3 separate regions of the Homo sapiens genome follow, and regions 2 and 3 are each linked to region 1. A link is a contact called in ENCODE Hi-C or POLR2A ChIA-PET data. All regions are on one chromosome and are shown on one strand. The core of a region is the stretch at or near the end of the contact, and the rest is flanking DNA. Distances in the headings are between cores, read along the strand shown. Region 1 holds the start of SRRM1 (serine and arginine repetitive matrix 1). Region 2 holds the start of PAFAH2 (platelet activating factor acetylhydrolase 2). Region 3 holds the start of E2F2 (E2F transcription factor 2).

Region 1 (3,290 bases), core at 252-2,751:
GGCTTTCACTTGTTTCAAAATACTACTTGCACTGCAGAAAATATTGAATATTTACTACAAAACACTTTGATGGAAATTACAAAATGGACAGTTCATAAGCAGTTTGCAAATTCGATACGCTAATCTGAAACTATCATTCCAAAATAAGTATCTTACTGTTTGCCTAAGAACAGCTGGTTGTTCTTAGGTAAAATACTTGGGGGATAACATTCTAACATGACGAAAAACTCGTTGGCATATTTAAAGCCAATTAAAGAAGGATTTCAATGTCCAATTCGGAGTGTCCAAAGATATTTTTACTAAAGTTCTGGCCCTCCTCCCTTCCAATTTTTCCTTTGAAAACACACAAACTGCAAATTACATGCTCTAAAGAGAAGAGCTAACGTGTATTTCAGAAAACGGATATATTGGCTTAGATCAACTAGTTTCTATACGACTTCATTCTGCATTAACAGTTTGCAAGCCCTGAGAGACCAATGGTGCTCAACTCTAGTCCTGTGTCCCTTCTAGATCTTGATCTAGTACTAATTTCCTACAGGAGGGGACTATGGGACACACAGGCTCCAGCACGAGCCTGATAAAGTGTGGGCCCCGAGAACCAACTACGACGGAGTAACTTCCCTGCCTGCAGGCGATGGGCAGACGACGCTGGCAGAGCCTAGGTAAGAGTTACCTTTCACCAGCGGACTCCAAGAGTAAAACACGATGGTGGCGGGTGGTGAGGGATGTGGAGGGCGGGAAGGAATTGAATCACTCCACAACCTGCCTCCATACCCGCGCATAGTTTTCGTTGCACCCTCTACCCTCACAGAACCTTAAATTCACATTGTCCCAACAAGTTATCTACGTCCCCCTCCCTGAAGGGATATCAAATTGGGCGGGAGCTCCCGCGAACCCTGACCTGGCGCCTCCACGAAGGCTTAGGACCTGGAGGGAGGACGTTGGGGGGCGGGGAGGGCGCTTTTTCAAAAAAAGCCGCTGAATGCTTCTTCCTGTTCTCCCTCCCCTAAGGTGCTCTCCCAAGATGTACCCCCAAACCATATTCTCCCTGCCCTGCCGCCACCAGTGACCTTAGGGCTTTCCTTTGGCCTCCCACTCGGGACTTCCTCCTCCGGCTCCGCTAGGCCCCAGGACCCGGCGGCACGCACGGCGCTCGGCCTGCAGGCCCCGCCAGGCAGGCGGGCAGCGAGGTACCATCCCGGCCCATTCCCGCCGCCATTTTCCGGCCACCGTCGCCGCCGCGTAGGGGGGACCATTCCGGAGGAGGAGACTGCGCAGGGGCGCACCGGTCTCCGCCGCAGCGCACGGGGGGGGGGGGGGTGCGCCGGCTCTAGGAGGAATCCTTAAGATCTCCGAAGCTCCCCTCGCTGGCCACCCTGTGCCAAGCTAAGGTCTCCTACCAGGCCTTACCGAGAAGTCCCTGGCCTCACCCCGGCGCCCGGCGCTTCTACTTACGCGGAAAAATCCCGCGTCCATCTTGCCGCCTCGCTCGGAGATCGCTCCCTATCCCAGGGTACACCGCGCCGCCGCGACGGAGGGCGGGACCGGCGGAGGGAAAGCCGAGCGCCGGGACGCAGCGCGCGTCGTTGCGCCCGCCCCCTCCGGCCGACACGAGGCCGCGCCTGCTCAGTGCGCCGAGAGCCCGCCACGCGTGCGCACGAGCGCCAGCGGGGGCGGGCTTCTGTCAGGCCCTAAACTCCCCGGTAGGTAGTGGAGGAGGCGAACCTGACGACCGCAGCCAATGGGAGCAAAAGGGAAGGCCGTCGAGTCGCCCCGCCCTGCAAGTCCTTTTGTGGCGCGTGACCATCCTTGTTCGCGCAATGTGACGTGACCCATCCTTCGACCCGTAGTGGAAGAGGCTTGGCGTCCTGGAGTTCCATGAAGCGATTGAAGAGAAAGGCTGTTACCTCAGAGTGACGCGGGCGAGGCGGCCCGTGCGCCGACGAGAGGCCTGCGGCTTCCCTCTCGTTGTGAAAGTTGTGATTGTGTAGGTTTTACGCGTTTACCAGACGAGAGAGGATTGTCTGTAAAGCGGTCGAGCCTGGCAGCAGACATGAAATCTGCCTTGTAGCTCAGCTTGCTCAGCCTTTGGAGGAAGCTGGAAGTGTCCAGTAGATGGGTTTCGGTTTCGGCGGCCCGGTAATCACGCCGCTGGGCAGGACGCCCGCCAGAGAGCCGTGGTCCTCGGGCTCTGCCTCGGGCTCTCCCCAGCCCGGGTCTCGGACTCCGAGAAGCACCAGCTTCCTCGCAGCGCCTCGCCTGGCCGCCCTGGTGCCTCTGCTCTGGCTGCGAGGGCCTTGGGTTGGATGCGCACTGCTAGATTTTCTTATTTTGAAAATTATTGGCCGGGCGCGGTGGCTCACGCCTGTAATCCCAGCACTTTGGGAGGCCGAGGCGGGCGGATCACGAGGTCAGGAGATCGAGACCATCCTGGCTAACACGGTGAAACCCCGTCTCTACTAAAAATACAAAAAATTAGCTGGGCGTGGTGGCGGGCGTCTGTAGTCCCAGCTACTCGGGAGGCTGAGGCAGGAGAATGGCATTAACCCGGGAGGTGGAGCTTGCAGTGAGCCGAGATCACGCCACTGCACTCCAGCCTGGGTGACAGAGCGAGACTGTCTCAAAAAAAAAAGTTATTTTTATCTAATAAAGCAGAGATGGGGGTCTCGCTCTGTTGCTGGTCTCGAACTCCTGGCCTCCCAAAGTGCAGGGACTTCAGGCCTGAGCCACCGCGCCCGGCCCCACTCTGCCAGCTTTTTCGCAAGCGCTTCTCGCCCTTCTCGCTTCCCTTTCTCGGAGGGAAAGCCGGCGTCCCTTTCTCAGAAAGGCCTCCTCCGGCCATCTTTTGCATCGTTCCCGCCCCCACACACACTCTCGCCTCCCTTTTCTCTTTTTTTCCATGGCACTTAGCCCACCTGAAAGTATGTGTGTGTTTGCTCTCGTGGCTGGAGACACTAGCTGTGTGCTGGAGACATCCCTGCATCTCCAGCTCAGACTTCTCTCTTGACCGTCCCACGTGCCCCAAGTTGAAATCCTGATTCCTTCGCCCTCCATCCACCAAAACCACAAACCACCTGCCCTTCCCAGGGTCTTCCCTGGCTCCCGCTGACCGCAGTGGCTTTCCTTTGGTGTAGGACGCAAGCGTGTGTTACTCTTGACTCCTTTCCTTTACCTCGGCTTTCAAACCATCAAGAAACCCTCCCTGCTGTCATCGTGGTTCAGGGCACCATCGTCTCTTCCCTGAACTGCGCTAACCCCCTAAGTGGTCTTCCTGCTTCTACCCTGGCCAC
Region 2 (3,290 bases), core at 472-2,971, 1.4 Mb before region 1:
ACTCAGCTGGCCAGCAAATGGCTCCAGCATGGCCTGGTCTGGGAGTAGGAGACTGAAAGAAATGACCTCCAGCTGTCCCTCTCATGACCAAGGACCTCTGGCTTGTCGTGAGTGTTCTGGCCAGCTGCACAGCACGGATTAATGGGCCAAAGGGAGCCGCTCTCTGATCTGCGCTAAGCTTTTCAGGTTCTGTGGCCACCGCCATCAGCCACAGATTTAATGAGATCCGAGGCTTAATTACCACAGTGCAGGGCTGCCAGCACTCTCTCCTGATGACTTTATCTTGGCTCCTGGAAGGATGGGGGTGACAACAGTGTGTCGGCAGGAGAGGAGAGCCTAAAGCAGGGACTCTGGACCCTGGTGTTTCGGGGGGATGTGGGCTGCAAGAGTAGGGTGGAGGGGGCGACTGCAGGACTCAGTACCTGACCTCAAAGAGCTCACAATGTGTCAAGAGTTAAGACCTCTAATACAGGAGATACCCAAGGCAGTGTGAGTCGACTCACATGTGCGAGGCACACACAGATGTCGGCGGAAACTTTGGAGGCATGAACAAAGCTCCCAGAGGAGGGGCGCTGAAGGGTGGGGGGTGGGGCGTGGGGGAGTGCAGGTTGGAGAAGACCTTGAATGTCAGGCTAAGCAGTTGGGACTTCACTTCATAGGTAGTAGAGGGCCGTTGAACGTTTTTGAGCTGCCTGAACGATCCAAATTTCCTATAGAAGTTTACAGAACTCCTGAGGATGGGCTCTGCCTAACGCCCACTCCCCCGAGAATACTCTCCTTCCATCCCTCACACTTAGCTGCAGCCAGCACTGAACTTAATGCCATACTCTGAAACGTCCTTCACAGTCTCTGTACTCCTGGCTACGTTCTTTCCTTATATCGGGTCTCAATGTTAACAAACATCACTCCCTCTAAAAAGCCTTGCGGACACCGCCCTTTTCCCCCAAGCCTGGCCAGAGGCCCCTTTTCAAGGCTCCCACGCTTGCTGTGTCTCCCCATGAGATCACGGCTCTGTGCTGTCATTATTCATTTGTCTGAATTCTCTGCTAGACTGTGATTCTGTTGAGGCTAGGAGCGGTATCTTGTCCATCAGTGTCGCTAAGAACCAGCATTAGACAGTAATGTGGGATGGATGCGGCCCAGCAGATTACTCGGGTTCCTCCCCTTTCTCTGCCAGGGAGTCTTTTGAGGACAATGGAAAATCACAGGTGTCAACAGATGCAGGCTGGTAGGGAATGTCCCCTTAATTTGAATGATCAGTCTATTATTCTTACAGGAAGCAAAGTGTGCAGAAGACACAAAACAAACTCCAACCTCCTCCCACCTCCTTGAGAATAAAGCGAAGCGGGGACCATTTCTAGGCACGCCTGAGGACTATTTGAGGAGGGTGAGGCGGAGGGTTACGCACGGGACTAAGGCAAAACCCTCCGCTCGAGAGCAGAAATCGCGGCGGCACCTCTTCAGGCCACCAGGGGGAGGAATCACACCGCATCCCAGGCCTTGGGCGGTTTCGCACGACCACGCGGGGCTGGACGGTCGCGTAGAACTCTGGGAGGTGTAGTTTTAGAGTTGTAATGCGCAATCTCGCGCACTGTACATCGGGAATTGTAGTTCTAGATTGAGGAACGAGAAGTGCTTCCAAGCGTCCATTTTGAGCCTTGGAAACTACGACGACCAAAGGGCCACGGGTTCATGGGTCGTTTCTCATTTCCGTCGAGTTAAACGTCTGGGGCTGCTTCTGAGGAATCAGCTTGACTGGGTAAGTTTGATTGGAGAAAACACCTATATCTCAATTGAGCTTCCTGCAGACTTTTGTATTCTGGCCCGGTTTGGGGCCTCGGCGTCTCTCAGTCATAGGAATTGCACATTAATCTTCGTCCTTTACGTTTCCTATTCAGACACCTGTAGCCACCCGCTCCCTTGACCCTCCCACGGTCGCCTCGCACTTTTAACGGCCAGTGCCCCTGGAATCCCCACTGAGCTCCCGTCCCAGGACCCAGCCCCCGCAGCCCCACCTTGGACCCCACAGCCCTACCCTGATTCCTCGGCCCTACCTTCACCCTGCAGCCTCACATCCCTGAACCCCGGGCTTCTTTATGCTCCTCCACCCTTTGTGTACTTTACTCTTACTCTCAGTTTTCTGTTTTTCATGGCGGTGGAAGAAGGGTCCCCATTCCTTCTTTCCGATCCGCGATTACCCTGGACTCGAAGTCAGCAGACCCGGTTCTAGGCCAGCTCTGCCTCTCACCCTCTGTGACCTTGGGCAAATCATACAACTCTGGGACTCAGTTTCTTCCTCTCTAAAACGGAGATGACTGTTGCTCCATCAGTCTCAGGTGAGGAGTGTTGAGGAGCCAACAAGCTAGTATGTGTGAAGATGCCTTGTAAACTGTAAGACCTTCACAAGAGACAGAGATTATTTTTATCACAATTATTAATGCTCTGGAACACTCTTATCAGGCCTCTTCTCTAGCTCTGCCACCTTGTTGCTCAATCTCATCCCTCGAGTGCTTGGTGTCTTCATTGTCTACGAGCTGGATGATATTTCCTCACTTCCTCCAGAGACCAAAGGTCAGGCCAATGAGCTTTTAGTCTTCAGAGAGCTTTGTCTGAAAGGAAGCACAAGAGAAGTGCTTATCTTGGACTGTATCTTGAAATAGCCAGTGATGAAAGTGTCACACAGCTGGCAGAGCAGCAGTCCTCTGCTCACCAGAAACAGGGTCCCAGCAGGAGAGGACAGCTGCAACCTAAGCCCCATCCATTCCCTCTGGGCTCCTCTGGGCCTGTTCAGTAGACACTGGCTTTGGTAGGGGTGTCTGAGGCCTGAAAAGGCTGCTGGGAAAGAATCTGTTTTGCCAAAGGGCTTAATCCAGGAAAAATGAGAGACCTTGGCTAGGAAAGAGAGACATAGCATTGTTAATTAGTTCCTAACATTTTATAAGCACTGAAAATGCACCAGGCCCTAGGCAATATTTTCACTTACGAAGTATCCATTTTACGTATAAGGAACTTGAGAGGCATGTAGTTAAAATAATTATAGTTGCCTCCTATGGTTATAGTACCTTCTATCCATCGAGTGCTTTACATGCATTATTTAATCCTCATCAACAATCTCGTGAGTAGTTACTATTTCTTTTTTTTTGAGATGGAGTCTCGCTCTGTCGCCCAGGCTAGAGTGCAGTAGCGCGATCTCGGCTCACTGCAAGCTCCGCCTCCCGGGTTCACGCCATTCTCCTGCTTCAGCCTCCCAAGTAGCTGGGACTACAGGCGCCCGCCACCAGGCCCAGCTA
Region 3 (3,290 bases), core at 421-2,920, 1.1 Mb after region 1:
GTCCGAGACCAGCGTGGCCAACATGGTGAAACCCTGCCTCTACTGAAAATACAAAAATTAGCCAGGCATGGTGGCTGGCGCCTGTAATCCCAGCTACTCGGGAGGCTGAGGCAGGAGACTCACTTGAACCTGAGGCAGGAGAATTGCACCGCTGCACTCCAACCTGGTGACAGAGTGAGACTCTGTCTAAAAAAAAAAAGTCAGAGATATAACAACAGCTGCCAATTCTTGAGGCTCCTTATGATCCAGGTTCTGTGATGAAAGCTTTATATGCATTATCTCATGAGATTTCCTCATGATCATATGAGGTAAGTGCTATTAGGAGGAGAAAATCAAGGATCAAGGATCAGAGAATTTACAAAATTTGCCTTGGTCACACAATGAATAATAAAGTGTCTGGGCCTGGGTTTGAATTCGGGGCTGTTGGCTACAAAGCCTGGGCTCTTAATCATCATGGGTTATTGCCACCTTGGCCTCAACCATCTAATGAGGAATTAAGCTGTGGACTGTCTCTGGAGGGCTTTGAATGCCAAGGCTCAGACTTGCATAAAAATCACACAGCACCAGGCAAGAAATCAGACCTGAAATCTAGCAGCAGCTTCTAGCAACTTTTTACCACTCACTACCCAAGTTTGCTTCTCTGAGCCTCTCTAAACCGGAGTGATGAGGAATGTATTATCAGCAATGAAGGTTTTTGAATGAGGCAGAGAGGCTCTTGTGACAAAAGGATTGTTTAAAAGAAACCTAGAGATGTTCAAACATTTACTGAGTATTGGGTCCTAATAATACAACTGTGAACAAGACAAAGCTCTGCAGTGGGACTCTGACCCTGCTGTGCCCCCAGGCAGCTTGGGAGAGTAGAAGAACCCCTTAACTGGAAAAACAAGGGCTCCAGAGCTGGGACCTGTCCCAGATTCTGTTGCCAGCTCTCAAATCAGGGAATCTCTCTGTATGACCTTGGGCAAGTTACCCAGCCTTTCAGACTGTCAGTCTTTATCATGGGGATCATCATTCCTCTTCCCAGGATTGTTGGAATAAATTAACTAAAACAACGCTTGTAAGGATCTAGCATGGTGCCTGGCATCCTGTAGGCGCTGAATAGATGTTAGTTTTCCCTACAAAGAAGTAGACTAGTTTGCCTCCGTCCCTCACCCCTCTGCCATTAAAGGGAACAGGTTCCTGGCCTTCATTTTAGCAGGAAAGGGGATATGAATGCACATGTGCTAGCTAAGCAACAATGCAAACTAACAAAAGGGCCTGTGGCCTGGGGAATACACTGCTGGGTCTGGGCTCAGGCTGGGACCCCGCGCCAAAATGTTTCCCTTCAATCCCAGGGAATCCGGGCCCATTTCTCGGGGCGCTGTGCACTGCTCTGGCCGCCTCTGCACTGTGAATCCCGGAACCACCCTCTGTCTCCGTCTCGCCGGCTGCTAACTAGCGCGGCCGGCGGCTGGCGGCACCAACAGCAGGTGTGGCTGCCCCTTTAAGCAGCGAAGCTAGTGTTGCAATCGCCGCCTCGAGGACGCGTTCTTTCCGGGGGGGGGGGGGGGGGTGGAGCCTGTACTGTCGCAGCAGCCAACCGGAGCGCGGCATTTTCCGCGGGAGATCCGAATTTCGCGGCACGACGTTTGGCGCTAAAAAAAAAAAAAAAAGAAGAAAAAAAAGAGGCAGAGAAAGACTCAAGGACTAGAGAGCGAGCCGCAAGGAAGTCGGTGCAGTCGAGACCCCCCTCCCCATCCCAGCGCATCGCGTCTCCGCCGAGCTTGAGGGCACGCCGGGGACCCCTCCCCAGAGCCGGCCGGACCCCAGGTGCCGAGGCCTTGGGGAGCGCGGGGCGTCCCGGGTCGCGGTGCCCTCGGGACGAGACAGCCCCTGGCAGTGCCACCACCGCAGCCGCCGGGCGATCTCCAAGCGGCGATCTCTAAGCGCTGCTCTCTGCTCGGCCGCGGGCCAGGAGGGGAGGGTCCGGCCTTGCCCCGCAGGCGTCCATTGGCGGCTTCCCCCGGCCTCCGCGCCATGCCGCGGGCCGTGTGAAAGGCGGCAGCACCGGAACCCGCAGGTGTCCGCGGGCGCGCCAAGCCCTTTTGGGTAGGGGGCGCCTTACTCGCTATGCTGCAAGGGCCCCGGGCCTTGGCTTCGGCCGCTGGGCAGACCCCGAAGGTGGTGCCCGCGATGAGCCCCACAGAGCTGTGGCCATCCGGCCTCAGCAGCCCCCAGCTCTGCCCAGCTACTGCTACCTACTACACACCGCTGTACCCGCAGACGGCGCCTCCCGCAGCGGCGCCAGGCACCTGCCTCGACGCCACTCCCCACGGACCCGAGGGCCAAGTTGTGCGATGCCTGCCGGCAGGCCGGCTGCCGGTAATGCTGGGGGCCCCCACCGCTTCCCCCTATGCTTTTCCAGGTGTGGGAAAGGAGGGAGGGGTGCCTGAGATCCAGTTTGAGTGGAGCAGGTAGAGTTTTGGGAAGAGGGAAGATGAGCTTTCAGTTTCCAGGACCCAGTGCCCCCAATATCTGAGTAGAAGACCCCTTCATTTTCAGACTTTGGATGAAATAATCTCATCCATTCTAGTGGAGTGGAATGAGCACTGGATTGCGAGTCTGGAGGGAGACCCAACTCACTACTCCCAGTGCACTGTGTGACCTTGGGGAAGTCCATGCAGCCAGCGTTGCCGCCATTCATTCATTACTTCATTGTTTGGCCAGAAACCAGTACTGGGTGCCTGCTATTGTCCAGGCAAAGAGTATGGCCTGGGGACACTGTGGGACTTTGGTAAGACAGAGGGATAGGTCTAGTGGGTCTCTCACATCCAATCTGCCATGGACAGACTCCAAATTGTCCAGCCAGCTCCTGAGATAGCCCCAAGTATCTGCCCTAGGTCCTCCCCCAGGCCCAGTCTTCCCTCCCAGACAGCCATGTAGCAGATACAAATGTGGGCAGCCCCCTTGGGTTCTGTTCAGATTGGCTGCTCTCTCCTCAAGCTCCCAGGCTCGTTGCCAGAGAGGGCCCAAAGTGTAGTGGCACCAGGCTGCCTGCTGACCTGGGCTCAGGGTGTGTTTTGTGGGAGTGGAATTCCTGGAGCCCGTGTGAATCAAAACAACTTTAGGGTGGGGGGTGGAGTGGGAAAAGCCTGGGGGAGTGGAGGTGGTGGTGGTTGAGGAGCCTGGTTTCTGGTGTGACTCTGCCACTAATTCTCTGTGTGTCCTTGGACAAGTCTTGGACCCAGTCTGGGCTTCAGTGTTCTCTCCTTCACAATGCGTGTGTGCACAGGGTGGCTGTGGGGCTAGCT

The links. A loop is a pair of places that touch in the nucleus more often than their neighbours do. ChIA-PET counts read pairs that join two places held with the same protein, here RNA polymerase II (POLR2A). Pooled maps may share reads with other maps.
Region 2: a map of CD14-positive monocyte shows a loop between it and region 1 (10-fold over the local background). The contact joins the promoter of PAFAH2 here to the promoter of SRRM1 in region 1. A Hi-C loop is called at or near these places in 2 of 168 maps with a recorded cell type or tissue (CD14-positive monocyte and gastrocnemius medialis) and 11 of 50 pooled maps.
Region 3: a loop to region 1 is called in a pooled map, with 7 times the contacts of the local background. The contact joins the promoter of E2F2 here to the promoter of SRRM1 in region 1. A Hi-C loop is called at or near these places in 1 of 37 single-sample maps with no recorded cell type and 5 of 50 pooled maps. POLR2A ChIA-PET finds 5 or more read pairs at or near these places in 1 of 52 experiments (WTC11).

The regions. Positions count from the first base shown.
Region 1 is chr1:24,641,513-24,644,802 of GRCh38, reverse strand. SRRM1 (serine and arginine repetitive matrix 1) reads right to left here and starts at 1,501. Exons shown (of 17, transcript NM_005839.4): 1 at 1,456-1,501. The coding sequence starts at 1,476. RefSeq lists silencers at 1,120-1,179, 1,440-1,759 and an enhancer at 1,830-1,929.
Region 2 is chr1:25,996,494-25,999,783 of GRCh38, reverse strand. PAFAH2 (platelet activating factor acetylhydrolase 2) reads left to right here and starts at 1,721. Exons shown (of 11, transcript NM_000437.4): 1 at 1,721-1,759. RefSeq lists enhancers at 1,576-1,625, 1,636-1,725, 1,896-1,975.
Region 3 is chr1:23,529,613-23,532,902 of GRCh38, reverse strand. E2F2 (E2F transcription factor 2) reads left to right here and starts at 1,670. Exons shown (of 7, transcript NM_004091.4): 1 at 1,670-2,361. The coding sequence starts at 2,110. RefSeq lists silencers at 1,439-1,578, 2,116-2,264.